Regions from separate parts of the Homo sapiens genome. Here region 2 is linked to region 1. The links are chromatin loops, found by intact Hi-C in ENCODE. Cell type or tissue: mesothelial cell of epicardium. All regions are shown on one strand. Links, peaks and the distances in the headings refer to the core of each region. The heading gives the core; the rest is flanking DNA. Region 1 overlaps LOC105372714 (a long non-coding RNA gene). Region 2 holds the start of BPIFB3 (BPI fold containing family B member 3).

Evidence for each region. Peaks named below come from ENCODE experiments on the same cell type or tissue, not always from the same donor. Only the 100,000 strongest peaks of a DNase experiment are listed, where the experiment ranks them.
Region 2: a loop joins it to region 1, with 10 times the contacts of the local background. A loop is called at or near these places in 1 of 110 quality-filtered maps.

Annotation. Positions count from the first base shown.
Region 1 is chr20:33,150,019-33,165,924 of GRCh38, forward strand. It overlaps LOC105372714 (a long non-coding RNA gene), which reads left to right. Exons shown (of 4, transcript XR_005647055.1): 3 at 5,778-5,820; 4 at 10,228-10,605. It also overlaps a transcript of BPIFA2 not described here. Among named protein-coding and RNA genes, the nearest start is that of BPIFA2, 10 kb to the right of the region's middle. In mesothelial cell of epicardium, for the core only: no CTCF peak of the experiment used is centred there; DNase peaks (open chromatin) are centred at 9,763 and 10,263.
Region 2 is chr20:33,048,877-33,064,782 of GRCh38, forward strand. It overlaps BPIFB3 (BPI fold containing family B member 3), which reads left to right and starts at 5,027. Exons shown (of 16, transcript NM_001376932.3): 1 at 5,027-5,089; 2 at 6,546-6,671; 3 at 7,666-7,822; 4 at 10,502-10,606; 5 at 11,015-11,155; 6 at 12,892-12,955; 7 at 14,739-14,799; 8 at 15,581-15,672; 9 at 15,790-15,906. The coding sequence starts at 6,560. RefSeq lists enhancers at 4,313-4,847, 4,848-5,381. In mesothelial cell of epicardium, for the core only: no CTCF peak of the experiment used is centred there; no DNase peak of the experiment used is centred there.

The DNA.
Region 1 (15,906 bases), core at 8,767-11,266:
AGAGGCACAGAGAGGTTATATAAATTGGACAAGGTCATATAGCCAGGAAATAGTGATGCTGGGATTCAAGCAATCTGTGTTTTTAACTATTCTGGTAGTTTGAGTTAATATATGCCATGAATTGAGCCGGGCGCGGTGGCTCATGCCTGTAATCCCAGCACTTTGGGAGGCCGAGGCGGGTGGATCACGAGGTCAAGAGATGGAGACCATCCTGGCCAACATGCTGAAACCCTGTCTCTACTAAAAATACAAAAAATTAGCTGGGCGTGGTGGCGCACGCCGTAGTCCCAGCTACTTGGGAGGCTGAGGCAGGAAAATCGCTTGAACCTGGGAGGTGGAGGTTGCAGTGAGCCAAGATCGCACCACTGCACTCCAGCCTCGCGACAGAGCAAGACTCTGTCTAAAAACAAACAAACAAACAACAAACAACAACAAAAAAAAATATGCCGTGAACTTAGACTAGTCCCCGGAGCAAAGGAAACATTTTGTAACCTTTAGCTATAATTGTTATTGTTTCTAATGCTCCTACTCCCCAGCCTGCTCTCTGCAGTGATGGAGACCATGTTGAAATGGATCCTGGATACCTCCCTACCCAACATGGTAAGTTTGAAAAGGGAAACTAGGCAGACCCTTTGCAGCTGAAGTATGGAGGGGTAGCCAAGATGGGAGAGGCAGCCATGCCAGTTTTATTCCTGGGCTCTCTAATCTCTCAGAGTTTTCTTTCCTGTCCTTTTTATGAGTCCCTGATACTGGGCAAGGCGGAGAGAAAGGGACATTTCATGAGGGACAACTATATACCAGGTAGTTTACACCTGTGGAAGATGAAGATTTGCATTGTGTTACAAATTCTGATAGAATCATTTAATCTCATCTGATAAATTTATTCTTCAAAGAGAAAGGCATACAGATTTTTTCTTATCAAGAGAATTCAGCATCTGTTTACTGGTTACAATTTGATCAATGAGCTTTCCACCAGCAAGTTCATTATTACAAGGTTGGTAAACAATCAGCTTCTTCTGGCAAACATGGGTTTACAACTTAAACAAACAATCGCAATTCCCTACAACAGCCTAATAAACGCAGTGCCTCCATCACAAATATGTTTGGATTAAGGGTATAGGTTGCAATGCTTGCAAAATAACAAGAATTTTTTTTTTGAAAAAGAGCACTGTGTCCTGCTGACCAGGTTTGGATTCCTCCAGGAGCAGACACTGAAACAAGGGTTTGAATGCAAGCAGTTTATTTGGGAGGTAGTCCCAGGAAGTACAAGTAGGAGAGTGAGGATTAGAGACAGGGAAGAGGAGGCAGTTCATATGGTGTGATATCAAGCCAGTTACCATTATGAGCGCTGGAGCTTAGTCTCCTTGGGGAAACCTGGTTCAGTGCATGGAACATGCCTTAGAATTACCCCACCCAAGGGTGAGGAAGCTGGGGTATTTATATACCAACTCCCATCAGTCTTTGGTTGAGGGCTGCTCCTGGGAGCATTGATTCCATGGTACTTCCAGCCTATGCACAGGCAGGAAAAGCAGGTTTTGGAGGCTCCAATAGACAGATGCAAGTGGGAGCTGGACTCAAGTGGCAAAGGAAGGGAGTATGGGGAGGTATGAACAATGTTTTCCTGACCTTCTTAGCAACCCAGCCAGAAATCCAATTTTATGATGACAAGCTAGAGAATAAATATAAATTTCACCTAAAGCATTTACCCCACCTGAATAAAGCTATTTATCCTTGGTTCTCTTACACTGTTATGTGAATCTCCAACTTACTCCCTTATCTTTTAACTAAAGGTAATAATTAGCTCTTAGGATGCACTCACAAAAGCATCTTGTCAAGTCTTTTTCTTAAAAGTTTCTCATTAAAATGCCATCACATCTACTGATTTGTGCTTCTGTTCTTTAAATTTGTCAAACATTGAATTAATGCATTTGAGGCTTATCAGAATATCCTATAATTGGCTGGGCACCATGGCTCACGGCTTTAATCCCAACACTTTGGGAGGCTAAAAAGGGCAGATCACTTGAGGTCAGGAGTTCAAGACCAGCCTGGCCAACATGGTCAAACCCTGTCTCTACTAAAAATATAAAAATGAGCCTGTCGTTGTGACAGGTGCCTGTAATTCCAGCTACTTAGGAGGGTGAGGCAGGAGAATCACTTGAACTCGGGAGGCGGAGATTGCAGCGAGCTGAGATCGCGCCACTGCACTCCAGCCTGGGCAATAGAACGAGACCCCATCTCAAAAAAAAAAAAAGAAAAGAAAAGAGAATGCTATAATAATTAAATATTTGAGGCTTATAATTTTGTCGCCCACATGGCCATGCTATGAGGTGTAGACTATAATTCCTTCCATTTTTGAGATGAGAAAAAAGGCTCAGAGAGGTGGGGTGACTTGCCCAAGGACACTATATAAGTGTTAGCTGTTATCATTGCTAAATAGTTCATTGCTGAGTGGAGCTCAAACTGATTAAAACATTGGTTCTCAACTCAAGGCAAGTTTGCATGCCAAGGGGTGTTGGCAGCATCTGGAGACATTTTTGGTTGTCACAACTAGGGGAGTGCTCCTGGCATCTAGTGGGTAGAAGCCAGGGATGCTGGTAAAAATCCTACAGGGCACAGGACAGCCACGCATGACAGAGAATGATCTGGTCCAAAATGTCAATAGTGCCAACACTGAGAAGCCCTGAATGAAATGGTTGATGTTGATGGTGGTAATGTGATGATATTTCTATCATGCAGAAAATGGCAGAGCTCAGACTGGATTAGATTGATTTAGTCCCTTGATGGGGACCTGGAGGCCCATGGAGAGATAGGATCTATCTAGGGTCACACAGCCAGGTGGAGACAGCTGGGCTGCAAGGGTAGCCCAAGGCTCCTCTCACCGAGATCTCTGTTCCTCTGTATTTCAGCTGTGCCCAGTGGTCCAGTTCTGGTTCTACATTATCTATCAACAGTTGAACGTTCTGAAAAGTGAGTTGTGCCGATGGCTTGAGACCAAATCTGTTTAGACCGTTGCATACCCCCTTCCCCCACTCCTGCTTTCTCCCCTTCATGGCTGCCAGAGAGATTTTTCTGGATCACATCTCTGATCAAAATCTTCTGCAGATGACCAGGAGGATCAAGGGCACACCCCCAAGGCTGGCAGTTGAGATCTCTCCTGCAACTGCTCCATCCAGCCTTAGTCTTGTCTTTCTTCTTGCTGCTCCAGCTGGTTGGCCTCAGCCACCCCCATACATGCCAGCCCCTTTTGAGACACAATGGCTTTGCTCTTGGAGACTTCCTACACCCTCTTTCTGTGCCTGGAAAACTCTTTTACCCCTTCAAGGTGTGACTCCCATGATTTGTCCTTCCAAAACCTTTGCAGATCTCTCCAGGCAGAAGGACTCCCTCCTGAGGACTTCTGCAGGACTGTGCACACCCATCTGGTATTCATCATATAGCTTAGTAACTCTCTGTTTCTTGGCTGTGTCTTTAATCTAGACCAGAAGCTTGTTAAGGGTTGAGACTTTGTTGTACTCTCTCTTGTATTTGTCTCATAGTCCTTGCTGGGCACAGAGTAGACCCACCATGTCAACTTTGTTGGCATAGGAACTGGAGATGAAAGGAAGAAATGTGGATGGACAGAAGTATGAATGAATGATAAAATAGAAAAATGAAAAGATGAATGGAAGAATGTATGGATAGAAGGGTGGATGAGTGATATTTAAATAGAAGGAAGTATGGATGTGAAATGATGGATGGAGAACAAAGGAAGGGAGGGAGAGAAGGAGGGAGGGAGGGAGAGAGGAAGAAAGGGAGGGAGAGAGGGAGGGAGGGAGGAAGGGAGGGAGGGAGGAAGGAAAGAAGGAAGGAAGGAAGGCAGGCAACTTGGATAAAAGGTGAAGAATATGTGGATGGATGGATGGGAGAAGCAAAGGGAGAAAGTTGGAGAAAAGTATGGAAAGAGAAGGAAAGAAGGAAGGTTGAATAGGAGGATGAATGGATTAAAGTGTACATAAATGGTGGTTGGAGAGGTGAGTGAATGAATGAAGGAAAGATTTATTACTGGATGTGTGGGAAGATGAATGGTGGCTAGGTGGATGGATAAATAATAGATGGATTAATGAATGGGTGAAGGAAGAAAAAAGCTATAGAGATGGATGAATGAAAAAGAAGGAAGAAAAAAAGGAAAACTTGGTGGCTGGGTGGATGGATGGGAAGATGTGTAGAAAGATGCTGGTTAGGCAGGCAGTAAGGAGAGCTTCATGGCTGGACAAGGAAGAGAGATGGATTACAACATGCCAAGTTGAGAACGCTCCACTGTCTGAGCCAGAAGACAGTGGGCTTTATAGCTGCAATGTAACAGTTTGGGAATAATCTCCGTCTCCTGCATAAATCTATGGATGACAAGGGAAAATGAATGAGCTTCATAAGTCTCCACCTCAGTTGACTTATCTCTTATGTTTCTCTTGTCCGCCCTTCCCGTCGCCCCCTGTCTCCCTCTGTCTCCATCAGATGTCCACTTACTCAGATTATTTAGGGACCACCTCTCACCTCTCTCCCAAATACCCCTGTTGTCTCAGCAGTATCACTGCCTGGAGTTTCAGGTAGGAGCAGCTGCTTCTCTCCTAAGGAATGTTCTGGGATTCGCCTCTGAGATTTTCTTCACATCTGAAACTAGCTCAATGGTGCCCCATCACTCACTTGAGTCTCCCAAGCAAATGTGCCCACAGCTGTCCCCTTAAAAGAGGGAGTATGTGCCATGGCTTCAGAGCCAGGCAGGCTCTGCTTCTGCTTGACTGTGCAACCCTGGGCAAATCCCTTTACCTTTCTAAGCCTCGGTTTCTTCCTCTATCAGGTGAGGATGATTAGCATTCCCCATATAAAGCTAATTCATCACTTGCAAGACGTGCATTTTCCTTACATTGTAAATATCTTAAATTGGAATGCATTGTATATTCAATGGCATTTCATAATTTAATTGGCAATTTAAAAATTTCTTAGTGGCACATTAAATAATGCATATCTTAATCAATGGTATTCTAGTGTGTGTGGAATATAATATGATGATTAGATGAGAACATGCTTGGTTATTTACCTAGCACAGCCTAGGAGCTCAAACACTAGTGGTTTATTCCTCTTTACCTTTATTATTATTATTTTTTGTATTTATTTATTTTTGAGACTGAGTCTCGCTCTGTCACCCAGGCTGGAGTGATGCAATCATGGCTCACTGCAACCTCCACCTCCCAGGTTCAAGTGATTCTCCTGCCTGAGCCTCCCGAGTAGCTGGGATTACAGGCACGCGCCACCACACCCGGCTAATTTTTGTATTTTTAGTAGAGACAGTGTTTCACCATGTTGGCCAGGCTGGTCTCGAACTCCTGACGTCAGGTGATCTGCCTGCCTCGGCCTCCCAAAGTGCTGGGATTACAGGCGTAAGCCACCATGCCCAACCTGCCCTTAGTTTAAAATATTAAATTAAGTGAGTTACTTGGCATCACAATATTCGGGGGTTTTAAGTCCATGATGGGCCTGCATCCCTTTCCTCTCAGCTTCTCCCAAGCCTTAGCATAATCCTGCCGGCCCCTCTAACTCACAGAAATTCTTGAATTACAGAGAATGTGTTTTGTTCCACAAAGTAGAACCTTCAGGGATCTTGGGGCAGAGCCATCTCTGAGTCTCCTTTCCTTGTCCATAATTCTTATATTGCAAGGTTGTTGTGAGGATTAAATGAGAGGCACATAGTCTAGCATACAATAGGTGCTCAACTAATGTGGGCTATCTGGTTTTTTCCCCAGGACAAATACTTCCCAGGCTCTTTCATTAACTGGCTGCTTGAAAGTAAGTTTTGTTTTCTCATATCCACCCCACTGTCTCCCAGTCCTGCCTCCCTCTTCAGGGCAGGACAGTCCTTCCTCAAACATTGGTGTAAAACCGTAGGACCTCAGAGCACCTACCTGACACAGAATTTGTGCCCTGATCAATAGCACCAAAGCAGGGTTTCTGAATAGTCAATTTCATGGTGACCAGTGTTGCAGTGTGGTTCCTGAGATAGCCCACTCCACTATGATTACTGTTACAATGCATTCTAGGGCCATCCTATTCCGTAGTGATTCTTGTTATTGAGGGATCTCTGGAGTGTCCATCCCATAGTGGCCAGTGTTAGGTTCGTGGGATAGCCCACTCTACAGTGATCAGTGTTAGGGTGGGTCTCCTGAACTGACCTACTGCGCAGTGAAGGGTTTTATCATGAGCTTCCTGTGATCACGCACTCCAGGATGACTAGTCTTCTGGTGAAATTGCTGAAATTTCCCATTCCATAATGATCAGTGCTGTGGGATTCCTGGGATAGCCTGCCCCACAGGGAAGACTATTATAGTGAAATTCCTAAAATATTTCACTACTGTGGTCTGTTATTGAAATAACTGACTCCGTAAAGAAGGCATTACCATCGGACTCAGGACTAGCCCCTTCCCTTGGTGTTAAAGTGAAACGTTATGGTTATTACGGTTTTGGTGTTATAGCTACGTTCCTGGGCTATGCCACTTTTTGGTGAAGAATGCAGGGCTGGAATTCCTGGGATAGCCCACTGCTCTATTGTGAGAAGCTTTCCAGAACTGATTTCTGAGTCTGGAGGAATTTTTAAAAAATCACTGTGCTTTCATTACATTTCCCAAATCTCCTATGCTTACTGCTGAGGCAAGAGCGGAGGGAGGTAGGCAAAGAAGGAGAGTTGTCCTGGACCAAACTTCTGGACTAACTGCCGTTATAGGGTGCCTTGTGCCACTTCTCAGTTTCTCACCGAGGCTGGGCACCAGGCAGGAGGCAGGAGAAAAGATGGGACACTCCTCTCCCCCAAGCAGGCGGGGAAGCCTATTGTTCCCCTGGGGAGACAGGGAAGCTTTTAAGCCCTCTTGCTGTTTCTCTGGGACTTCTCCAACATTATGGTGAAAGCCAGAAAAGGTGAGCAGAAACAGCCCTAAGCCAGGCATCCTGAGACCTAGGTTTTAAGACCCAGTTCAGACACTAACTCTCTGGGAGAACTTATGCCAGCCCCACCCTCTCTCTGGGCCTCTCTCCTCTCATCTGTAAAGTGTGCCGAGTCTCCAAAGGCCTTTCTTTCAATAAGAATGTTGGGAAGGTGAAAAGCAGGGCAAAACCTTGGCCGCAACAAGTCTTTCTCATGGTGGCGTCTTCTAATGTCTTCTGTGCTGTCGGTTGCAGTGACCCCTCAGTCTTCCTATTTCTAGGATGAGCATGGGACCCCGCCAAGACTATGGTAAGGATGTTCAAACGCTGGAGCATCACTGTGGGACTCCCCTCTAAGTGGCTGTGACCTTGATCTACCCACCAATGATTTCCCGCAGCCAAACCACAAATAGTTCCTTCATTAGAGCTTATGTTTGGATATGCCCAAAGCTGATAAGCTGGGAAATTTCCCAAGGGAAGGTAATTCAGCATGGAGCTGATGGAGGTAGAAGAGCCTCTAAGAAGCAGACTAAAGGAATGGTGCCTGACAGGGGAAGGGAAGTGAATGCCCCTTCCACTTCAGACAGATGGTCGGATTTATAGCTTAGGATTTGAGTATTCTTGAGGACCATCTGAAGCTGATGAGATGTTCCATCCAGCAGGTCAATGGCCTTGCAGTAAGATGTATGAAGCCAGGTTACAAGCCTGACTTTAAGTCTGTTAGAACTAAAGGAAGTAGAGGCCAGGCATAGTGGCTCCTGCCTATAATCACAGCACTCCAGGAGCCTGAGGCAGGAGGATCGCTTGAGCCCAAGAGTTTGAGGCCAGCCTGGGCAACATGGTGACATCCTATCTCTACAGAAAATACAAAAATTAGCTGGGTGTGGTGGTGTGTGCCTGAAGTCCCAGCTACTTGGGAGGCTGAGGTGGGAGGATGGCCTGAGCCTGGGGAGGTCAAGGCTGCAGTGAGCCATGATTGCACCACTGCACTGCAGCTTGGGTGACAAAGCAAGACCCTGTCTCAAAAAAAAAAAAAAAAAAAAAAGACCTGAAGGAAATTGGTGCTAAATGTAAAGTTACCTGGAACCCTTGGACTGTCTGCATTTCCAATTAACCACATCTCTGCACTCTGCTTTCCTCTCCTGCATAAGCAAGGTGCTCCCAAGCCACTTTCTCAATGAGTAAGGTTCACTTTAGGATCTGCCAAGGGAAATAAAGTAAAGAATGCCAAGATTATATACATTTAGAATTCCAGAAGGTCAGAATCTTGGCCTTAGAGATCCTGGGAACTCCAAGACCTTGGCAATGGGTGGGAATGAGCAGAGGTGCTGGACCTGCTGGGTCCACAGGATTGAAGCCCTGCATCCTTTAATTGCATGAAACTCTCATGATGCAGTAGTGTGTTGGGAACTGGGTGGCCCCTGTCATGGCTTTTTGGTGTGGCAGTGAAAGGGACAGGCTTTAGGGTCAGGTAGACCTAAGTTCAAATTCCACCCTTCCAATGACTCGGAATCTCAGGTTCCTCTTCCACAAAATGAGAGTGAGAATGGCACCTATTTTATAGGAAAATTGTGAGAAAATGCATGAAGAAAGCCTATGCTCAGAGCCTGGGTGACAGCGTGAGATGCTGTCTCAAAAACAGAAAAGAAAAAGAAAAAGAATGAAAGGAAATGAGCGCTAAATGTAAAGTTACCTGGAACCATTGCATTTCCAGTTAACCACATCTCTGCACTCTACCTTTCCTCCAGAGAACCAGAGGGTGGTAAAGCAGCTCTACCTCAAACACCCCAATCCCTGTGGTACTAATGGGGGAAACAGACCAGAAGGGCATGGAAGACTCAGCGAAGACACTGTAGGGTGCCCCCTGCCTGAGGCTCCGGTCACCTCTCCCCTCCTGCAGCTCCTGCCTGCTGTCAAGAGGACCTGGGTGTGAAGCCCAGCTCTGCATCCTTCCAGCTGTGCAGAAGTGGGCCAGGCACCTCACCTCACTGGGCCTCAGTTTCCTTGACTGTTAAACAAATATGACCACTGGCAGATTGTCTAAACACCACCAGGCAGAGGGGACAGGCAGCTTGAGCTAAGGTGTGGAGTGGGGAACCGCAAGGGGCTGTGAGAACCCACAATCACACTCTCTGCCTCTCCCTGTTCCCCGTAGACAAGCACAGTGACAGAAGCTGGACACTGCCTGTCCTTCCACGTCTCTCCCGCTGCTGGCCACACACAGGGAGCAGCAGGTATGGCCTGGGCACCGGCAGGGCTCCCAGGCGGAGGGATTGGGGTGAGAGCAGGCACAGTTCTCAGATTTTGCCACAAGGTAGAGTTGTGACCCTGCTACTCCATGTTTCTCATACCTGTTAGAATTTAAGGATATTTGCATAATGCAGCATTTTATTTTTATTTTTATTTTTTATGCCAGGCACTGTGCTGGGCATTTGGCTTTCAGGATCGCATGTGATTTTCATAGCCACCTCTCAAGGTCAGCAGTATCATTATCTCTATTTTAGAGATGAGGAGACTGAGGTTCAAAGTGGTGATGGGACTGCATGGATGGACTGGGGAGTCTGACTGGGGAGTCAGAATTCGGCTCAAATCCCAGCTCTTCAGCCTATCAGGACACATAACCTCTCGTGCCTCAGGCTCCAAAGGGGAAAAATGGGGCCAATGATAGCAATAATATTTTGAATAGACCTTAGCTCTTTGTGGATTGTTTATCCTATGCCCAGCCATGGATCATTTCATTCCGCCCTTTACCCCCCTTAAGAGGCAGCTGTTGATACATATTCATTCTGCAGATGAGGAAACTGAGGCCCAGTGAGGTTAGCTGCTGCCTGGCCCACTTCTACACAGCTGGAAGGAGGCAGAGCTGGGCTTCACACCTAGATCCTCTGGCAGCGAGCAGGAGCTGCAGGAGGTGGTGGGTGTCTGGGGCCTGGAGCAGGGGGGACCCTACTGTGTCTTGGCTGAGTCTCCCATGCCCTCTGGCCTCAGTTTCACCACTGATACCACAGGGATTGGGATGTTTGAAGTGGAGTGCCTTCACGGTCCCCTGGTTCTCTGGAGAAAAATGCAGTGCAACAGCCAAGAAGCCATATCCAGGAGGCTCCTGGAGTTGCGGGGGTGGACCCTGCAGCAAGAAGAGGGCCCTCAGCTCCTGGGTGTCTCCCCATGCCCCAGCCAAAGCCACCCAGAGCTCAGTCCACACTGGGCCTCCCTAGTGTCACTTGGGTGCATGGCTGATGACACATATGACCATGTTTGTTTTCTCAACCTTTTCGTCAGGACCGCCTTTGTGAACAACCTGAGGGCCCTGCAGGCTGCGGGGAGAGTCACGTGGAGCCTGAGGGTGGCACAAGGAAGGCAGAGAAGAAGCAAGTGGAGCTGGCCTTCAGGGTTCCTGAGTCTCCACAGGCCCAGGGCACCTGTTCTTGGTCCAGCAATAAATGCTCAGATGGATGGCGAGGACTTGGGTCACCACAGGATCCACTATGGGAGGCTCCTGGGAAATATCACCATCACGACATTCATTCTTTCAGGCAGTAAGCATAGCCAGGTCCCATTTGATATGAATCTGACCTGCAAATCTGCAACAGTGTCCTGCAACATATTAAGTTTTACATGGTGACCAGAAAGTTAAATAAAACATCCCCTCCCCCCACCTTTTCCATTGTTAAGAACACACACCTAACTTGCTCAAGTCCCTCCCTTCTCAGGAAGAATAAAGGTCCCTTCTGTAATTCCACACTCCCTCCACCAACCTCCTTCCCTCTCTCGTCCCTTCGCAGCCAAAGTTCCTTAGAGCTGTGCTTCTCCACCTTGAACACACAAATGAGCCACCTGGGCTCTTGTTAAGATGCAGGTTCTAGAGCAGTTGGTCTGAACTAGGGAGAGGCCAGCGGTCCATGGGCCACCCTTTGAGCAGCATGCTTATTTTGGATACATCCACCCCACCACCCATCTTGTTTCCACTGGTTGCCCCACCAAACTCGGCCTTACCAGGTCCTCCGTGATCACCAGGTAGAGGAAGTCAATGGATCATAGATGAGGTCAGCCTCATCTTGACCATAGCACACATACCACTTCCTCCTCCATGAATCCAGTTCTTCCCTTGGCCTTACTCCCCTGGCTCTCCTCCTCCTCCTCCTCTGACCATTCTACCTCTGCCTCTTTGCAGATGTAATATTTTCAAATCGGCCAACCAGTGGCTTCCTTCACCCTGGCCACTTTGGTTGGTTCATTGCTCCGCATGTAACCCCAGCAGGACCAATGGGAATCAGTCCTAGAACTTGTGAAGAGATATTAGGAAAGACATACTTTCTTCTGCTAGACTATTAAGAGAGAATGTGGACCTGAATCTGTTGGTGGCCATCTCTGCCACCTCTTTGGGGAAGTCAGTTTGAGGAGAAACCCCAAGCCAAGTCATGGAAAGAAACAAAGGCCTGGAGATTTCTTTTGAGCACCTAGATTCAGCCATGCCTGAAACCCGTTGGCCTGCTAGTTACATGAGCCAATGACTTTCTTTCACATCTAAGTCACTTTGGGTTGTGTTTTCAATTACAAATATAACCCAAAGAATCCTGACAAATGCAACTGACAAACATTTCAGTTTATTGGCAAGCCATGGTGGGAAACCAGAGATGAACCCCAGAGAGAACTTGGCCTCCTGGAGTTGACAATGGAGAAGAGACAGCTGTGGGTGTGTAGGCAAGGAAGACACCTGTTCAAAAATGACAAGGCAGAACGTGAGAAAAGGTCAGCTGGGTGGCTCAATGAAGGCTTTATATAAGAGGTGCTTGCAGGATGGGGAGAATTTGCAGGGGGGTGACATCCTCAGACCTGGCCCTTGGCACTGGGAAGAGTTGATGCAAAGAAATTCTGCGAGGCCAGAGAGGAGGCTTTGGGAATTGTCCAGCAGAAACAGAGAAGTCTGAGGTGGTAAGCCAAGACCCCACAGAAACAAGTCCTTCGAGGGTCCCGGACGAAAAGACAAGGAGCTATGGTACTTCTCCCATGGTTTTGATTTTTTTGTTTTTTTGAGATGGGGTCTCGCTCCGTCGCCGAGGTTGGAGTACAATGGTGAGATCTTGGCTCACTTCAACCTCTGCTTCCCGGGTTCAAATGATTCCCCTGCCTCAGCCTCCCGAGTAGCTGGGACTACAGGCACCTGCCACCACACCCGGCTAATTTTTGTATTTTCAGTAGAGACGGGATTTCACCATGTTGGCCAGGCTGGTCTTGAACTCCTGACCTCAGGTGATCCACCCGCCTTGGCCTCCCAAAGTGCTGGAATTACAGGCATGAGCCACTGTGCCCAGCCTCTCCCATGGTTTTTATTCCCCCTTTTGATTGAGTGGCCACCACACGATGCTCCAGGATTCTGCATTCCCCCTTTAATTTAATGCCTCCCCAGTCCCTACTAGCCAGGATTAGCACCGATTTTAGAGAGCAGAAGACACTGTCTCAGACAGCGGCCATGCCTTGCCTAACATCACACAGCTGGCCAGTGGCGGAATCTAGAATGAGGCTCTGCCCTCTTTCCCACCCTTAATCCTGCCGCTGGGCACAGCACTTCTGAGTTATCTTTACTGAGCACTTATGATGTGCCCGACACTGGGCTAACTCTTTTCCAGGCTTAAGTCCCAGATCAGCTATGTCAGGCAGATGATCATGGTCACCATTTTGCAAATGAGGAAATGCAGGCCCAGAGAGGCAATGCCACCATTCCAGAGTCACACAGCTAGAAAGCAGCAGGGTTAGGACCCAAATTGAGGTCTGGCTGGTTACCCAAAGCCCCTGCAAGATAAATATACCCAGACTTAGCCACGTTTTGGAATCCTCCCATCATTTGTCTTCTACATGATCTGTCTCCACCTACCCCACAGTGTCATAGCACTTCCTCTTTCACTCCCAAAGTGCTAACTTCGACCCCATTCAGTGCTTAAAGGAAGGACCTTCACCAGGGCTGGGCACTGTGCCAGGGACAGCAGCTCCCCATTTGCTTGGGGCCATCAATGCACAGAAAATTTGCAAGAACTGTACCTGCTTTGTGGAAAGTAATTGTCAGTGTGCGTGTTGGCCTCTGCCCCTGCTGGTGGGGTCTAAGGATGGACACATGTGGGGGTGCTCTGTGGGGCCCAGAGCCCCACACAGGACAGGACCCAGGTGAGACGCTCTGTAAGTGTGTGACGAATGAATGAATGACAGGATGGGTGGGTGGAGGGAAGGAAGGACTCTTCTTGTGATTCTGGGTCTCATCTACATTCATCTATTCAGTCTGTGGATTAACTTGCTTTTCTCACTTTAATTAATTGTGGTATTTATTGGGATCCACCAAAAGCCAGGCCCCAGGCTGGCTGCTGAGGACACACAGATGGCAGAATCATGATCCCCAACCTTAAGGAGCCCCAGTCCAGCGGAGGAGAAAGGGCTAACCCACAACCCTTCAACCAGTAAGCTTTTATGAAGGGATTTCTCTGACACAGGCTTGGGGCTGGGGGTGCTAGCGCAATGGAGATGAATCGAAAGGACCCACACAGCCCAGGGAGGATTCCGACTGTTAGAATATAAATGGCAGTGCTGCCGGGCACGGTGGCTCATGCCTGTAATCCCAGCACTTTGGGAGGCTAAGGCAGGCGGATTACTTGAAGTCAGGAGTTTGAGACCAGCCTGGCCAAAAGGTAAAACCCCGTCTCTACTAAAAATACAAAAATTAGCAGGGTGTGGTGGTGCATGCTTGTAATCCCAGCTACTCGGGCGGCTGAGGCAGGAGAATCACTTGAATCCGGGAGGTGGAGGTTGCGGTGAGCCGAGATGGACTTTGTTTAAAATATATATATATATATATGTACAGTATAAATGGCAGTGCACTGTGAGTAGCTCAGAGCATGGACTCCGGAGCCAGGTTTTCTGAGTTCAAGCCCCAGCTCTGCCACTTACTAGGTGTGTGACCTTAGGCAGTACACATTACCTCTCTGTGCCTCAGTTTCCTTGTTTATAAAATGGGAATAAGACAGTCCCTGCCTCTGGTTGCTGGGAGGAGTAAATGGAGAGAATATGCCTTCTTGCCAGACATGGGCCGATCGAATCAGCTCACCTACTGCCCTGGAGTTGGCCTGTCTCTGGGACAAGGACTGAGCTTCAGACATCTTTGACCCCATCACAGGGCTTGGGGTGCCCACTAAAGGGTTGTCAAAAGCATGAGTGGCTCCAGCAGAAAATAATTTGCACTTGTAAAGTGAATGAACAATAAATAAATGGACAGATGACTAGATACAGGGCCAGGCCCACTTTAGCAGGGAGGATCTGGAAGATGAGAGAGGGCACAGAGAGATTGAGGGGCCAAATTCCAGGGAGTGAGGTGAGAACAGGGAGCGACCCAGAGAGCTCGCTCATGTCAAGAGGCCCACCCACCTGGGGAAGACAGAAAGTCAATGCCCATGAGGGGAACCAGACCCTGTGCTGGGTACTGGGACCTCGGAGATGCTGTGGTCTTGCCCTCAGAGAGTGGGACTGGCGAGACGTGGCTGACCTCCCTCCCTCCCTTCTTCTCTTCCTTTTCTCCTCCCTTTCTTCTTCTCTCTCCACATCCCCTCTCTCTCTTTCTTTCTTTCTTTCTTTCTTCCTTCCCTCTCTCCTTTCCTGCCTTTCTTCCCTCCCTCCTTCCCTCTCTTTCCTTCTTTCCCTCCCTCTCTCTTTCCTTCCTCTCTCTTTTTTCCTCCTTCTCTCTCTCTCTTTTTCCTTTCTTTCCTGCCACAAACATCATTTGACTCCTGCTGTAGACCAGACCCTGTGCCAGCTCTGGGGGAACGAAGGTGAACGAAGACAAGGTGCCCAGACTTCAAAGGACCCAGGGGAGGACCCTGACCCGGTGAAAACTCCTTTAAATTTTCTCTGGGAGTGTTGGATGAAGCATTCAGGGAACATTCCATGGGACAGGAGGAAGAAGACTCCAGCCTGCAGTGGGGCAAGGCCCCCTCCATCTGTCAGTCCATAGGAAGTGGCTCTCCATATTCTAAAGGCAGGACTTGAGAGGGGTCTATTAGTGTCCAGATGTGGAATCCGGGACTTAGGGAAATACTTGAGCGCTGAAAGAATAAACTGTGTCACCAGAAGAAAACCCGGCAAAGTCAAAATTACCAAAAGTTGAATTAAAGGTCTTCAGACTGTAACATTGTGACAACTTTATTAATTGCTCTATTTAGCAGTCACAGGAAGGACAGTAACGTGTGAACAGGTTTTGTTGCTTTGATCTTTCTTATTTGCCCAGAATTCCTGAGTAGGCAGTTCAAGTGTGAGAAACCAGGACCTACTAGAAATTGGATGGATGATTCGTACTTGACTGATTTCACAGGCAAAATGGTGACAAGCCTTTCAGCAATTTTACTAGCAAAATAAGGCAATTATCTTTGATGGGTGCAATGGGAGTGCACACCTGTGTGTTTGTTATCTGGAGAAGGGGTGGGGGCTGCTTCTGTCCACAGGAGAAGGAAGGTCAGTGGGCAGTCTGGTCAGCTGAGCACCCCCCAGCCTGGCTGGCCCCTCATGCAACCCCAGCCCTGTCACTCGCTTTCTCTGGTCTCAGTAGGCTGCATGACCTCTTAGGCTGTTTCTAGCCAGGGCACTGAGCCAGGTATGGAAAAAGATACCAGCTTGGAGGTTAAGGCTGGGCCAGTGGGATCAGGAAGCTGCCCCAGCTGGGGATTAGCAGTCACGCAGCAGGTAGGATGTCCTAGTCTTGGCACAGCTAATCTTTAATGCCTCACTGGGAATTTTCAATAAGAAATTCATCTCGCGACCCTCATGGCTGGGGCCTTTGTCCCTAAGAGGCAAACATCTTCTATGTGAGAAGACTTTGTGTAACCTGGAGAGGGAAGAAGAGGAGGAGGAGGAGCACACAGGAGGAGTTGTCACTGTTTCTTTTTCCGGAATGACTCAGACCAGCCAGCCTGAACCTCGGGTGAC
Region 2 (15,906 bases), core at 7,299-9,798, 100 kb before region 1:
TGGGTGGTGTCGTGTAGCCAGAGGCCTGATTAGGTCACTGCTCCCCTAGCCATGGGGCCCTGGCAGGTAAGCCCTCTCCCAGCCTAGCCCAGGCCCATGCCACAGAGGAAGGAGGGCCCATCTTGCCTCATCCCAGATGCCAGGGCTATTCCCCTGTCCCTCAACATGAGCTCTAATCCCGTCACTAATCGTCTCCCCAGCTCTGGGACAATGGCAGCCTTGAGGGAGGCCTGGCAGGTTCAGATGCCAGGGTAATCCATGGGCTGCTGATGCCTGGCCCTGGGCGTGCCAGAGACGCCCCTCTGCCCCCAACCCACCCTTGGATGTTCCCACAGCACACTTATGGCTACCTAAAGCCTTGCTGCCACCCTCTCCAGGCTCAGTGTGCTGATGGGGAAACCAAGGCACAAGCTGTTAGGGTTTGAAGGCCTGGCTTCTTGCCAGGCCTTGGGTACTGTGTGGCCTTGAACAAGCCACAACTCCTCTCTCAACCTCAGTTTACTCATCTTTACAGTAAGGAAGGGGTTGGATGCTCTGACCTCTAATCTGATGTCAACAGTCTTTGAGTGGTCAGTTCCTCCAGATTCACCCTGAGCAGAAAATGTGGGCTGGACTGGCAAGGGATCCCTACTCCATGACCCCACTTCCTGGGGAGGCAGTGATAGGAGGTCTGCTGGGCACTGCTCACCTCCCAGAATCCTCCAATCCCAGATAAGGAAGTAGAGGCCCAGAAAGATGAAGTGGCCCGCCCAAGGGCACGTGGCACATGTGGAGCTGGACTTGAACCCTATCTTCCTGAGTTCAAGTCTCTTCCTCACTCCTTCACACCACACTCAGCAGTGGAATGCAGTGTTCTCCTTTCAAGAAAGTGAGGCTCAAGGCTACAGAGTCAGAAAAGAGCAGAGGGAGGTCTTCGATTCTGGGCCCACAGCTATTGACCCCCCGGGACCTGTCAGACAGCCTCACCCTGGGAAAATGAAGCCACACGATGTTCCCCACACCTGTGTTCATACCAGTACCCACTTACCTTGCCTTCTCCCTTCTCAGCCCACTCTCAGCTCGAGTAGCATGGGGAGGCCTCCCAGGGATCTCACCACCATCTGCACCCTTGGCCCCCCTCCCTTGATGCCTTAAATTTCATTTCTAGGATACCTGTCCTCACAGCCATACCAATTAGGTGAGGAGGGCCACCTTTAATATGAGCCCATTTTGCAGATGGGAGAACTGTGGCTCTGTGAGTTAAGTCACTCAATTGTGAGTGACAGAGCCAGAATGTGGACCCAGAAATTTTGGCTCCAGAGCCTTTACTCTAGGAACTAATGCCCAGGGGTATTTCTCCTCATCAAGTCCCTCCCCTGCTCTAATCCCTTCCTTGGCTTCCCATCACCCTCACCAGGGATATCAAAAGGGCTGCACATCATATTGCCTTGGGGGCTTGTTAAACGTCCCCCTAGGTGCTTGTCAGTGGAATCAGTGTTGCCAAAGGTGAGGCCAAGAGATATGTATTTTAATGAATCCCTTCCCGTGGGCAGGCCCAATCCCTGACCTGGCTTTGGTGCATGAGGGGATATGGGGACGCCTGGGGAGCTTATGGGTGTGTCAGAGTCCCCTGTTGGGTGGGGATCGGGAAGGAGGAGGAGAGACGAAGCAGGCCAGAAACAACTAGGTAGCATTTTCCTCTCTTCCAAGAGGCTAGGCTGGGCAGTGGTTAAGACAATGAGTGTTAGACGGTCTGGCTGGACTCCTGTGTGACATCCGGCAAGCTGCTTACCCTTGCTGAGCCTTGGCTTCTTGAGTGTAAGAAGAGGAAATAATAACAGCACTGATCTCACTGGGTCTTTGTGGTGACTAGATGTGCTCACATACAGCAGGTGCCTTGTACACGGTATGTGCCGAATAAATACTAGTGTTAGTTTTCTTTCCTCTTCCTTCAAACAAATGCCTTAAAAACACTGGGGATACCCAGCACAGATGAGGCTGTGGAGTAGCAGCATTGACCACGTGCAATGGCATAATGCTCAGGGGAACCATAGCCATAGAGAGTATGGCTAAACATGCGCATGCATGCTGTGCTCCAGCAATTCAGCTCCTTGTTATTTACCCAAAAGAAATGAAGAATAAAAACATAGGCCCAAGCTGGGTGGTGGCTCATGCCTGTATTCCCAGCACTTTGGGAGGCTGAGGTGGGAGGATCACTTGAGGTCACGAGTTCGAGACCAGCCTGGCCAACATAGTGAAACTCCGTCTCTATGAAAAATACAAAAATTAGCCAGGTGTGGTGGCAGGTGCCTGTAATCCCAGCTACTCAGGAGGCTCAGTCAGGACAATTGCTTGAGCCCAGGAGGCAGAGGTTGCAGTGAGCTGAGATCACACCACTGCACTCCAGCCTGGGTGACAGAGCAAGACTCTGTCTCAAAGAAAAAAAAATGTCCACAAACAAGAGTGTTCATAGTAGCTTCATTCATAATAGCCAACACCTGGAAAGCCCAGGCACCACTGGACAGGAAAATGGATAAGCAAACTGTAGGGATTCGCATAATTGAGTAGTACACAGCAAAGAAGACCCAGTCACTGCCTCACACAATGGGAGCAGGGAAGCCACGCACATAAAGCACACAGCGGTTGCACTTAGTGACCCCCAGGAGCATGCTGGACTCAGCACTGAGTTAGCGGTCAGGACAGTGGTCACCACCAGGAGGGCAGTGACTTGGAGGGGACACAAAGAGGGCTTTGAGAGGGCTCCATTTGTAAAAATTCATCACACTGTATACTTGTGATCTGTGCCCCTTTTTGTGTACATGGTTTAGATTTTAGTAAAAAGTTTATCTTTTAAAAAAGTGTGGTGTGGTTGAGTAACCTGGTCCAGGGCCTAAAGTCATCAGAATGAACATTGTAGGGTGAGGGCTTTAGAGATGATTGAGGTAAACAAGGCAAATGCCATCCTTCTTCCCCATCTTAGCAGGCAGAGGTTCAGGGCCCCACGCAGGAGACAGACCCACAGACTCACAGAGCCACAGACACAGTGACAGCTTGGCATGTCACAGATTCTGAGAGAGGAAATCCCAGGGGACTGTGGGAGCTCAGAGGTGATACCTCATGCAGCTTGGGGCTCATGAAGGCTTCCTGGAGGAAGGGATGCCTGAGCTGGTGCCTTCAGAGGAATTGCCAATGAAAGCCAAAGTCTGTAAATCCATACAGTAGCTTCCAGGGCTTCATCACACATTGTTTACCACCTATCTCTCACTCCCCTCCAATCACATGGCCCCCCTGCTGTTCCTGGAACACCACCCTAGGCCTTTGTGTGGGGGTCCCTCTGGTCAGCAGGCTCTTCCCAGACAGCCATCTGACTCCTTCCCTCTTCTCCTTCTGGTCAAAAGTCACCCCTGCTTCAATATGAGGCCTTCCCTGACCACGCTATTGAAAATGGCACCCACTCCCCACACTCCTGAGCCCCTTCCCTGCTTTATTTTTGTTGTTAGCTTCCGACTTACTGTATTTTTTTTGAGATGGAGTCTCACTCTGTCGCCCAGGCTGGAGTGCAGTGAGGCAATTTTGGCTCGTTGCAACCTTCATCTCCCAGGTTCAAGTGATTTTCCTGCCTCAGCTTCCCAAGTAGCTGGGATTACAAGCATGCGCCACCAAGCCTGGCTAATTTGTGTGTGTGTGTGTGTGTATATATATATATATATATATATATATATATATATATAATTTTTTTTTTATTTTTTTTGAGGCAGAGTCCCTCACTGTCACCCAGGCTGGAGTGTGATCTCAGCTCACTGCAAGCTCCGCCTCCTGGGTTCACGCCATTCTCCTCTCTCAGCCTCCCAAATAGCTGGGACTACAGGCTCCTGCCACCACACCCAGCTAATTTTTGTATTTTTAGTAGAGACGGAGTTTCACCATGTTGGTCAGGTTGGTCTTGAACTCCTGACCTTGTGATCTGCCTGCCTCGGCCTCCCAAAGTGCTGGGTTTACAGGCGTGAGCCACCGCGCCCAGCCCCAACTTACTGTATTATGTGCTTATTTGTCCCTTTCAGAGCTGTGCTTTCCAATATGACAGCCAATAGCCATACAAGGCGATTGCCTGAAGTGCGACAAGTCCAAATCTTGGTGTGCTGTAAGCAGATTTTGAAAACTTAGTATGAGAAAAAGAAAGTAAAGTACCCCATTCATAATTTTCTGTTGGTTATATGTTAAATGAGAATATTTTGGATTTGGTGGGGGTAAATAAACTAGACTATTATAATTAATTTCACCTGTTTCTTTTTGCCTTTCAAAAAATGTGGCTACTAGAAAGTTTTAAATTGCATTGCATTTCCACTAGTCGGCTCCTTCAGGGCAGGGGAGATTGTCTCTTTTATTTACAGCGATTTCCCCAGCATCTAGCAGACAGTGGGTGCCTCACAAATGCCTGCAGTGGAGTGAATGAATGGACGCATTTCTCGTCGCTGTCATCTGCACCAGCCTCGGAAAGGGGACAAAGCTCTGGAACTCTGGGGATACTGAGCCTTGGGAGGTGGGGGTGGAGTTGATGCCCCTCCCCCAAGTGTGCCCAGAGTCCCTGTCTCCAGGCCCATAGCCCTCTCCATGTGAGGCCTGGTGCGGGGGGAGGGTGGCGGAAGGTAGAAGACCCAGCAGCTTTAAGTCCCTTCTTTCCCTCCGTAGGCCTTCGCTGGGGAAGGGGTGGGGTAGGCAGGGTAGATTCTGTGCCATTGGAATGGCTCTTGGGGAGCCTTGGAGGGAGCCCAATAGGTGGCTGAATGGGTAGGTGGCAGGGCCCCACACCTCACCCCTGGCTCTGAGGGAGGTGGCTGCCTGTGCAGCCCCCACGCCTTCACTCCCACTCCTGGGCACCGACCCCAGTCCCCTTACTCGCCTCCAAGGAGGAAGGCTTAGCCCAGGCCCTCGGGGAAAACCGCAATTTGCTTCTGACATGACATATTGACGGGATTCTGGCGGCCGTGGCCCCTTTGTGTCCTCAGAGCCGCGTGGGCATATAAGGGCCACCCCTCAGCTCGCGTGGGTGGAGGAACCGACAGGAGGCCGGGAGCCCCCACCTACCCCTTGTGGAGCTGCAGGAGCAAGGGTAAGACAGCCTGAGGCAGCCCTGCTCTTGTCCTGACGCCCAGCCGTTGACCCCACTGCCTTCTGCCCTCCCATATGAATGATGGGCACGGAAAGAACTCACCCTAGGAGGAGACTGGGGGTACCAAGAGGGTGGATGAAGAGAAAAACCATGTTACAGATCTGGGGCCCAGAGAGAGGCAAAGACTTGTATATATTCACAGCCGGAGGGGTGGGCAGGGGATCCCTGTCCATAGGATGATCCTATGGAGAGAGTTCCAGGAGTGCCCATTTTTCTCCTGGCCAGTGACATGCTGCTGAATTTCTATCCCCTGCCCCCTCAGCAGGGACCCCTTCTGACACACAACCACGCACAGAGGCCTTAGACATGGTCCCTGCCTTCATGGAGTTTACAGGGAAGAGAAATAAGGACACAAACAGATGCATAATTGCAAATGGAGATCAGCACCTTAAAGTAAATATTCTGCGTGATGTTTAGTGACAGACGGATTTCTTTAGACAAAGTGAAGGACGGAGGCCTCTCCAGGGAGGCAATGTTTATCCGGAATCTCAATGATAAGGAGTCAGCCATGCAAAGAAGCAGGGAGGAGCCTTCCTAACAAGGAACCGCATGTGCAAAGGCCCTGGGGTGGGAAGGGGCCTGGCATGTTTAAGCTCAAGGAGGTCAAAAAGGCAGGCAGGGATTTTGTGGGTAATGGCAAGAAGCCTGGGTTTCAACCCAGGGCAGCGGGGAGCCACTGAAGGGTTTAAGCAGGAGTGATGGGTGGGCATAGATGGATATGTGATTGGGTGGGCAAATACGGAACTGCTTAAAGAAAAATCCCACTCTGTGAACTTAGCAGATTAGCCATGCCCCCACCTGCCACCCCATTCCCTTTTTCAACAAGATTTGGGGTGGAGGTGGGGGAAGGAGAAAGATAAGACATGTTAAGTCTAAGTGTTGGGTGTCCCCAGTCAGCTAGACCTTCTGAAACAGCCTCATGAGCCAGTGGGAAGCAGCTGCTGGAAACAAAGCTCTCATCCTGCTGTCCTGGAGGGGGAAGCCCCTCTGTCTGCAGCTGTCACTCCAGACACCCGGCCAGGCTCACTGGGCCTCTGAGGATGAAGATTTTTATGTCAGATGGACTCAGGCTTGAATTCTGACTGTCTCTGATTAGTTCTGTGGCCTTGGTCTAGTCCCCTACCCCTTTCGGTCTCAGTTTTCCCAGCTGAGAAATGGAACCCAATGAGGGAGAGGCTTGGAAAGTGCCTTGGAGACTTGAGTGCATTGGCAGCTGCACCGTGCCACCTGCGTGTTAGCTCTGCTTACATTTGGGAGGAGAAGGCTTTCCTGGGAGTGAAGCTCAATTTGGGCTGTGCCAGGTGGGCAGGAAGGGGGAAGGCTGATAATGGGAACAGAGAGGGGAAAGGCTTGAGCAGGAGAAGGGTCTCAGAGTTCCTCCTTCTGCTCCTTATAGGCATGCAGCCAGTCATGCTGGCCCTGTGGTCCCTGCTTCTGCTCTGGGGCCTGGCGACTCCATGCCAGGAGCTGCTAGAGACGGTGGGCACGCTCGCTCGGATTGACAAGGATGAACTCGGCAAAGGTGAGCCCCAGGTGGGCAGTCTGTGAGGGGGCTGCTGCAATGTCAACGACTCAATCTATATGCTTAGAGCATCTGCTTTAAGAGCAGATAAGAGCAGGTTGTGATTCTCAGCTGCTTAGAGAGCACATTCTCCTGGGAGTAGCTGTGCAGGAGTGAAAGTTTCCCTTGCAGGCTTGAATGGGCGATGAATTCCCTCTTACGGGAGGTGGACTGGGTGATATGGGCTGAGGCTGTTTGGGGACTGTGTGTGGCTCAGGGACAGGGACAGAGTGAGGTTGAAGAGGTCGAGGGGAGGGTGCTAGCTGGGCCAGTGTCTCTGCCTCACATCACTAGGGTAAGGGAACTGTACTTGGCATTTGGTACTACAGAGCCCGGTGGCCTGTGGTGACAGTCTCAGGGATAGAGTAGATTGGTCATGAGCAGGAAATGCTTCAGAGAGGCCCCCTGGCCTGCCTCTACTCTACAGGGCCATTCCTCCATCCTGCCCTTCCCACAGTCTGCACAGAGTCAGGCCTGGAGTGCCCAGGAGAGAAGCAGAGACCATCTCCTCCAACTTGATTGAGCCCTGGTGGCTACAAGCTCCCCCTTCTTTGCCCTCCCTTTCAGTGCTGTAGGGCAGTCCAGGATCAGGAGCCAAGTTACACTACTGACCCCAACCCAATTTGCTGTGTGACTTTGGACACGTCTCTGCCCCTCTCTGAGCCTCAGTTTTCCCACTGGTAAAATGAAGGGATTGTTATGAGATTTGCTCATTCATTCTCCAAACACTTACTGGGTACCTCCCACATGCCAGGCAGGGAGGGTGGCCACAGGCCCTGCGGTGGGAGTAAGAGGCTGTTATGGCTTAGTGGGTTCCACCATTTGAGTGTAACCTCTGGGTTAATTCCATTTTTAAAAAGAAGCCTACTCAATCTCAGAGGAAGGAGGCAGCTGCCATGGTCCTGGGGGTGAGGTTGGAGTTTCTAGTACCTTCCTACTTCCACTCTCTCTGCAGCCATCCAGAACTCACTGGTTGGGGAGCCCATTCTGCAGAATGTGCTGGGATCGGTCACAGCTGTGAACCGGGGCCTCTTGGGCTCAGGAGGGCTGCTTGGAGGAGGCGGCTTGCTGGGCCACGGAGGGGTTTTTGGCGTTGTCGAGGAGCTCTCTGGGTGAGTCCCACCTGCTGCATGCCCTACAGGAAGACTTGGCTTTGCTTCCAGGAATTGAGGAGAGATTGTCTCTTTGTAATTTGTCCAATAGGCAGTGAAGGTTGTGTGGGAGGGTTGTGATCCGGGTCTAAAAATGATGACTCTACTGCATGCCTGGCAGGACAAGAACAGCAGAATGCCACTGTGGTTGAGGGTTCCAGCTCTGGGGTCAACACTAGTTACTCACTGTTTGACCTTGGGGAAGTTGCTTAGTCTCTCTGGGCTAATCTAGCTATCAGCATGGTTCCCTTTTTCACCTCCTCCAGGTGTCCGCTCAAAAGAGGTGTGGGCTGATTAGCCCTTTCTTATCCCCACCATACATTTTACAGGTTTATTTTATGTCTCCTTTGCTAGATTATAAACCCCAGGAGGGGTAGGATTTTTGTCTGGCTTATTCACTGTTGTGTCCCCGGGATCATAAATAGGGACACAGTGTATGCTCAAAAAGCTTTTTTTTCCCTTTTTTTTTGAGACACAGTCTTGCTTTGTTGCCCAGGCTGGAGTGCAGTGGCATGATCTCGGCTCACTGCAACCTCCGCTTCCCGGGTTCAAGCGATTCTCCTGCCTCAGCCTCCCGAGTAGCTGGGATTACAGGCGCCCACCACCACGACGGGCTAATTTTTGTAGTTTTAGTAGAGAAGAAGTTACATCATGTTGGTCAGGGTGGTCTTGAACTCCTGATCTCAGGAGATCTGCCTGCCTCGGCCTCCCGAAGTGCTGGGATTACAGGCGTGAGCTGGGGTCTGAATGTTTGTCCCTCACATAGGATTCCAGAAGACTGCTACGATTGTCTGAATGTTGGCCCCTCACACAGGATTCCAGAACACTGTTACCAGGTTCTGAATGTTTGTCCCTCAAATAGGATTCCAGAACACTCCTGCTGTGGTCTGAATGTTTGTCCCTCACATAGGATTCCAGAACACCGCTACTAGGGTATGAGTGTTTGTCCCTCACACAGGACCAAAGAACACTGCAGTTAGGGTCTGAAAGTTTGTTGCTCATATAGGATTCCAGAACACTCCTGCTGTGGTCTCAATGTTTTCCTAAACATAGGATTGCAGAACACAGCTTTTTTTTTTTCATTCAAAAAAAAAAAGTATTTTTGAATGAATGAATGAAGAGCATCACATTATAGCTAATATGCACTAACTCAATGAGCACCTATTCAGGGTTTTCTGTGTGTCTAGCACTGTGCATTGTAAATGAATTATCTCACTGAGCCCAGAGGTAGGACTATTATGAACTGCATTTAACAGGTGAGGAGATAGAGGCTCCTGGCAGTGAAGTGACCTGCCCAAGCTCACCCAGCTAGGGGAGGAGATGGGAATGTGTCTGTGTGTTTCATCACAGCCCATACTGCCTGGTCAAGTCCAGTGGAAACCAGTCTATGGCTGGTGGGTGAATTAGGGGAAGGTCAAACAACAGGGCCCAGGCAAGGCTGAAGCCCAGTGTATGGAGAAGAGTCACTGGACAGGAGGCAATGGGGTACTGGGAGCGGAAAGAAGGGCTGATGGGTGTTCACTTCCCTAAACGGAACATAATGTCCGGAAAGCAGGCTGGTAAATGCTGATGTTGCTCGAGGTTCGCTGTGTGTCATTCTGTGGTAGGTGTGGTCAATGTCCCTATTTTACAGATGGGGAAACCGAGGCACAGCAGCACTGTGACTAGCCCAAGCCCATCCAGTCAGTTAGTGGCAGAGCTGGAGTTTGAACCATCTGCCTTTTACTGGCTGCAGTATTAGCAGCTACTCATGGGGTTGTTGCCAGGACAGTGAGTTAATCTGTGCCAAGCAGCTGAAATAGAGCCGGGCAGAGAGTAAGTGTTGGATAGATATTATTATTATTATTAATGCAATATTTACTCTCCCTCCCCTGTGAAATCCGCTTTCTTGGTGAGGCTGGAGTCTCAGACATGAGCTTGGCATTGTTCGTGCCTTGAAGAGCTCCTCATAGGTGGTGGAGTCTGACAGCGAAGATCCCATGGGCTCAGGGCAGTGATGGAGGCAGCCCAGGCAGGGTGGGATAGGCGCTCAGAGGGCATCTGCCCGAGGCAGAAAACCAGGATGGAAGGCTTCCTGGAGGAGTGCACGTGAACTGGGAGGAGTCAGCAAGCTGAAGAGGGATGCAGAATGGAAGAAGGGTCAAGGGAAGTGTGTTCCAGACAGAGGAAATGGCCTGGGCAAAGACCCAGAGGACAGAGAGTAATGACTTGTGAGGAGTCGTGTTTGAGAACCCACTCGGGTTGCATTTGTGTGAGTGTGCAGGGGTATAGCAGGGCGCAATGTCAAGGCCAGAAACCAAACCAGGGCTGAGACTGTGGGGATGGAGTGAGGAAAAACTTTAATTCCTTGAGCCTCTAGCGGTGATGATGATAGGACATTTGTTGAGCACACACCGTACCAGGTTCTGCACTCGAATTATCTCACTTGTCTTTGCAACACTCCTGTGAGGTAGGAACTAGTATCGCCCCACTTTACAGATAAGGAAACTAGGCCCAGAGAGATGAAGTGATGGGCCAAGGGCTCGCAGCTGGCTCTGTGGGTTTGAGGTGAGATAGGGGACACCACCAAGAGCCACTCTGGGCGCCGCCTGGGCTGGGATGTCTGGGAGTGAGCAACCCTCTCCCTGACTCCCATCCTAGTCTGAAGATTGAGGAGCTCACGCTGCCAAAGGTGTTGCTGAAGCTGCTGCCGGGATTTGGGGTGCAGCTGAGCCTGCACACCAAAGTGGGCATGCATTGCTCTGGGTGAGTGTGTCCTGGGGACCTCTACCCTCCTGCTTCCTATCCCACCCCCTGACCTGTTGGAGACTCCTACTCTGCTGTCCCCCCACTCCCACCCCTCTGTATCCCCCATTTCCTTTCACCCTATTTCCTCCCCAAGGGACTCCCAATCCTACTGTTTCCCCCCTGGATCCTATGCCATTGCCCTTCCCCAGGGACTTCCATTTCGCTCTTCCTCCAGACCCGGACCCCACCGCTCAGGCTCACCTGAGAGGGTCAGGGAAGAGGGTGCAGGGAAGTGCAAAATGGGGCAGGGAGGCAGAGGCTGAGAAGGGGGCACAGAGCCTAGGCCACTGGCAGGGCCACCCTGGTGGGCGGGGCCAAGGGTGGGAGCTGGCTGCCTGGCCACACCCCCAGTGTCCTTTCTTGCAGCCCCCTTGGTGGCCTTCTGCAGCTGGCTGCGGAGGTGAACGTGACATCGCGGGTGGCGCTGGCCGTGAGCTCAAGGGGCACACCCATCCTTATCCTCAAGCGCTGCAGCACGCTCCTGGGCCACATCAGCCTGTTCTCAGGGTGAGTCTGCAGGTTCCAGCCTGCAACCCTGACCCGCTCAGGATCATCTCGCACCCATCTGGGCATCTCCCAGGTCTCCCTGGAGCTGCCAGCTGCGGGGGCCTGAACTCGTCCTACCCCTGCTTGTCCCGCCGGTTTCAACCCACTTCACAGACCGACAGATTGAGTCCCACCACTGACAGGGACTCCGGCTTAATCCATAGCTTGTGCCACCCACTCCTGGGCAATTCCTCTAGTCTGGTTCACGGGATCCTGCCGTCCCCTCTCCGCCAGAGCGGGCCCAGGGTCAGCTGGGATCCCTCCATTTGCGGGATTTCAGCCCCTGCTCTCAGCACATGAGACCCAACTCTGCCTCTGACTTGCTGTGTAACCTCAGGGAGACCCACTCCCTATCTCCCCATTCTGGGCCCCCATGTCCCCATCTGTATATGTGGAGCTGGATTTGATGATTCGGAAGGGGCTGTGACTTCAGTCTCTTCCCAGGATCTGTCCAGGTGGCCCTCCCTACACCTTGTTGAATCATCACTTTTTTCTTTTTCTTTTTCTTTTTTTTCCTGAGGCAGAGTCTCACTCTTTCACCCGGGCTGGAGTGCAGTGGTGCCATCTCGGCTCACTGCAACCTCTGCCTCCCGGCTTCATGCAATTCTTCTGCCTCAGCCTCCCAAGTAGCTGGGATTACGGGCGCCCACCACCATGCTAATTTTTGTATTTTTAATAGAGACGGGGTTTCACCATGTTGGCCAGGCTGGTCTCGAACTCCTGACCTCAAGTGATCTGCCCTCCTTGGCCTCACAAAGTGCTGGGATTACAGGTGTGAGCCACCGTGCCTGACCTCTCAATCATCACTTTCATGGGACCATGGAGGCCCAGAGGTCTCCTTGCCTAGGATCACACGCACAGATCCGGCAGGGATGGAGAGGGGCTGCGCTCTGGCTGGGTCCAAGGCCTCTGCCAGCACTCTGAGCCAGCCCACAGCTGCCTCCCACTTGTGTCTCCCCGTTCTGTGTCCACCTTCCAGGCCCAATCCCAATCCCGGCCCCTGCTCCATCTTTGTTGGGTAACTCTGAGCAGTGGGGGATCATCAGGCAGTTCTGTGTTAGCTCCCAGGAACAGGGTAACTGGGTTGCTCCTGTCTCCACGAGGGCCCTAAGAAAGGGATTCCAGGCAAGGGCTTTGGGCTCCTTAAATTCCAGTGGTTCCCAGGATGGTGTTGGTGTCCTGTGTTTGGGGCTCTGTGGTTGCCATCCTGCACCCCATGGTCTCCAAACAGACCTGAGCCTGTCTACATGCACTTATCCTCAGGCCATCATTCATTCATTCATTCATTCATTCATTCATTCATCTAACAAATACTTGTTGAACCCCCACTCTGGGGGCTCAATAACAACCATTGTCCTAGGCCTAAATGTCTCTTGTCTACAACTGTTAGAGGGACAAAGGAGACAGACATTTGTCAAGCACAGATTTTACACCAGCCACATACACACTCCCATGTAACCCGGGCAGCAGCAGCTCTCTAAGGTGGGCATTGTACAGTTGGGGAAAATGAAGCCATCCCCTGGGTCCCCTCGGGAGGAGGAGCCAGGATTTAACTCAGGTCTCCAAAGCCGCAGTCAACACCACCCCCAAGAGAAGGGAGAGGAGAAATCCAGAGCCCCTAGTGTCCGCCCGACCCTGTCATCTGGGTTGAACCGTCCACCTGGCAGCCGCACCCACATGTGTCTCCCTCTGCTCAGGCTGCTGCCCACACCACTCTTTGGGGTCGTGGAACAGATGCTCTTCAAGGTGCTTCCGGGACTGGTGAGTGTGCGGGCCGTGTGCCAGCATGCCCTCTCCCAGGACTGGGCCTCTTTCCCCCTCTGGTTTTGGGTGAAGTTTGGCGCCAGGCAGGATTAGGCTGTACTTCCCTTCCACACCCACCTGGTAATCCCATCCGGGCCTGCTGACCGGCCTTCCTGGCGCGCCTGCTAGTCTGGGGGTGGATGACACGATCCTTTCGGCCTGGGTCCCCTGCTCCCAAATCGTAGGCTCCTAAGAAGGGTAAGAACCCCTGCTCTGTTTCTGCCATTTGTATTAGTACCAACTTTATGTTTTTCTTTAAATTAGCGTGAAATGAAAATTGGATCACTTGGTGATTTTAAACTGAGCCCTGTGCTTGGCAATCATGTCTAGAAAAACACATGTACCTTTATTCATACATCACAATTAAACATATTAAGATTAAAGGATGCCTGTCCATGGCCTGCCCCAGAACATCCTGGCTTCTGCACTCGAGAGAGCTGGTCTGGCCCAAACCCCATATCACCGAGGAAGAGGGGAGGGCCACATAGACAGCAAAGGGCAGTCAGGCCTCCTGACCCCACGGCCTAGCTGGCTCTCCCTGTGCATTCTTGCGAACGCTGCTGGGGGCAGCAGAAGAATGGGAGCCTAGGGTTGGCAAAACTGCCCTGGGCTTGAGGAAGCCAGTTTGGAAAAGAAGCTTAGCAGGAGGAGGGGCCCCTAAGCAAGACCATGTCAGGCAGGTTTCCACCAGGGCATGAAGGTGCATTTCAACGGCAGCCCCTAACTTAGTCTCTGGGGCAATTGGCCAGCAGCTAGGTTTTGTGTGATACAAAGAGGTTTTGAAAACGAGCATTCATTGCCAACATTCAGCATTGAAGATTTCTCGTAACAGTCCAGATTTCTGGCTTCTGTTTTGCAATCAGCCATCCTGGCTGCCTGATACCTCCCTCCTGTAAGTGGGAAGTACCTCTGGTACCTCCCATCTGGTGCTCAGAGGGTTTGCTTTCTCCATCCCCAGCAGAGCCCCTCTGGTCTCCTCTCATTTCTGTGACTTGCCTGACCCCAGAAATCCTGGAGTTTGGGGCCCCCACTTGACATGTGACAGCCCTCTTTTGTCTCTCTGAATACAGCTGTGACCTTGGACAGGCCACCTTCTTCTCTGGCCTCAGCTGGAGGATGAAGGGGCTGGACTGCATCCTCTCTGAGGCTCCCACTCCAGTGGGCTATGGGACTCAGGTTCTGTGATTCCCAGACTTGGATTCTGAAAGTTGAACCACTTGCTCCCTATTCTCCTAGCACAGGGGTTAGGAATGAACACGTGGTGATATGCAGAATGGACACTCCAGATCCAGGCCTGACTCTCTGGGTGGAGGAGAGGAGGTGCCCCTCTGTGGGGTCTTGATCCTAGGCTTCCCAGTGCCCACGTAGAATGGCAGGGGATGGCCTGTGACTTTATGGGGAACCAAAGCCGCTTTTGCCTCCTCAGGTGAAGGCCTTGTCCGCATGCCCAAACCAGCCCCTGAAATGTGTCTCCCGTGGTCCCCCAGCCACCTTTAGGGGTTTTCTAATGGGGCTCTTGTAACCAAGGGAAGACAGCTTGGGGGCCACCCAACCCTCTGACACCTCAAGCCCCCAGCCCCTTCCCTGCCTCCCACCTGTGTGTCTTCTGTCTGTCTCTGCCTTCCGCCTTGCCTTGGTCCCCAGCACCACATAGCAGCAGATAGCAAAGCATTTAAAGAACATGCAGCTGTCCTCGCAGTGAGCTCTTCTTTGCCCTGTAACATGTGTCTCCCTGACACAGCTGTGCCCCGTGGTGGACAGTGTGCTGGGTGTGGTGAATGAGCTCCTGGGGGCTGTGCTGGGTAAGTCAGGGCTCAATGCCCTCCTCTTTGCCCCTTCTACCCGTCTCTGTATGACCCCAATGGGGTAGGGTACGAAGGGGAGCCAGAAGCGGCAGGATCTCAGGGTCCTTTAGTTCCTCCTCACACTGACAGGCTGCCCCTTTGAGGAGCCTCATGGAGGAGGCCTGGGCTGAGGCCGCCTAGCAGGGCATGCAGACCCAGAACCATCAGTTCTCTCTATGTTGGGTGCTGCAGACCAACACTTACTGAGCACCTAGTGTGCGCTTGGCACTGTCAGAAACAGGGGGAAGATATAATGATTACCTGGTCAGACTAGATGACCGAGGCCCAGAGAGCTCAAGTAAGGAACCCAAGGCCCCGCAGCCACAGCAGACCCCAGTCTCTCTGTGCCTTATGGAGACACAAGTGCCTTCTGTGTTCACAAAATGGGTTTGGGAAAATATAAAAAGGCACAACCAGGAAAAGAATAGAAAACTTGGGGCCGGTATGTCTCTATGGGTGGTGTTATGTAAGAGAGGCAGGGTAGCAGTGTGTTAGTGGCATCAACTCTGGAAAACAGGAATCCTGGTTTTGAACACCGTGACTGTGTGGCCTTGGCCTGGTGACTTCCCCTGTCTAAGCCTCAATTTCCACATCTGTAAAATGGGGATGACAGTAGCAGCCAAGTGAATGCTTAGTAGAGTGCTAGGCATTCAGCAGACACTCAATAAATGGAAATAGGGGCTATTATGATTGGGAACTGGGCTTATAGGGTCGTTCTCGCCCCCACTTTCCCACGCAGGCCTGGTGTCCCTTGGGGCTCTTGGGTCCGTGGAATTCTCTCTGGCCACATTGCCTCTCATCTCCAACCAGTACATAGAACTGGACATCAACGTGAGTAACCAGAGGGGCCTCTCCTCCTGCTGGGGGTGGCTAGATAGGGGATGCCGGATCAAGGCAGGTGGGTGAGCACCTTAAGACCCTCCTCGGCCCTGTTTCCTGCCCCTGCAGCCTATCGTGAAGAGTGTAGCTGGTGATATCATTGACTTCCCCAAGTCCCGTGCCCCAGCCAAGGTGCCCCCCAAGAAGGACCACACATCCCAGGTGATGGTGCCACTGTACCTCTTC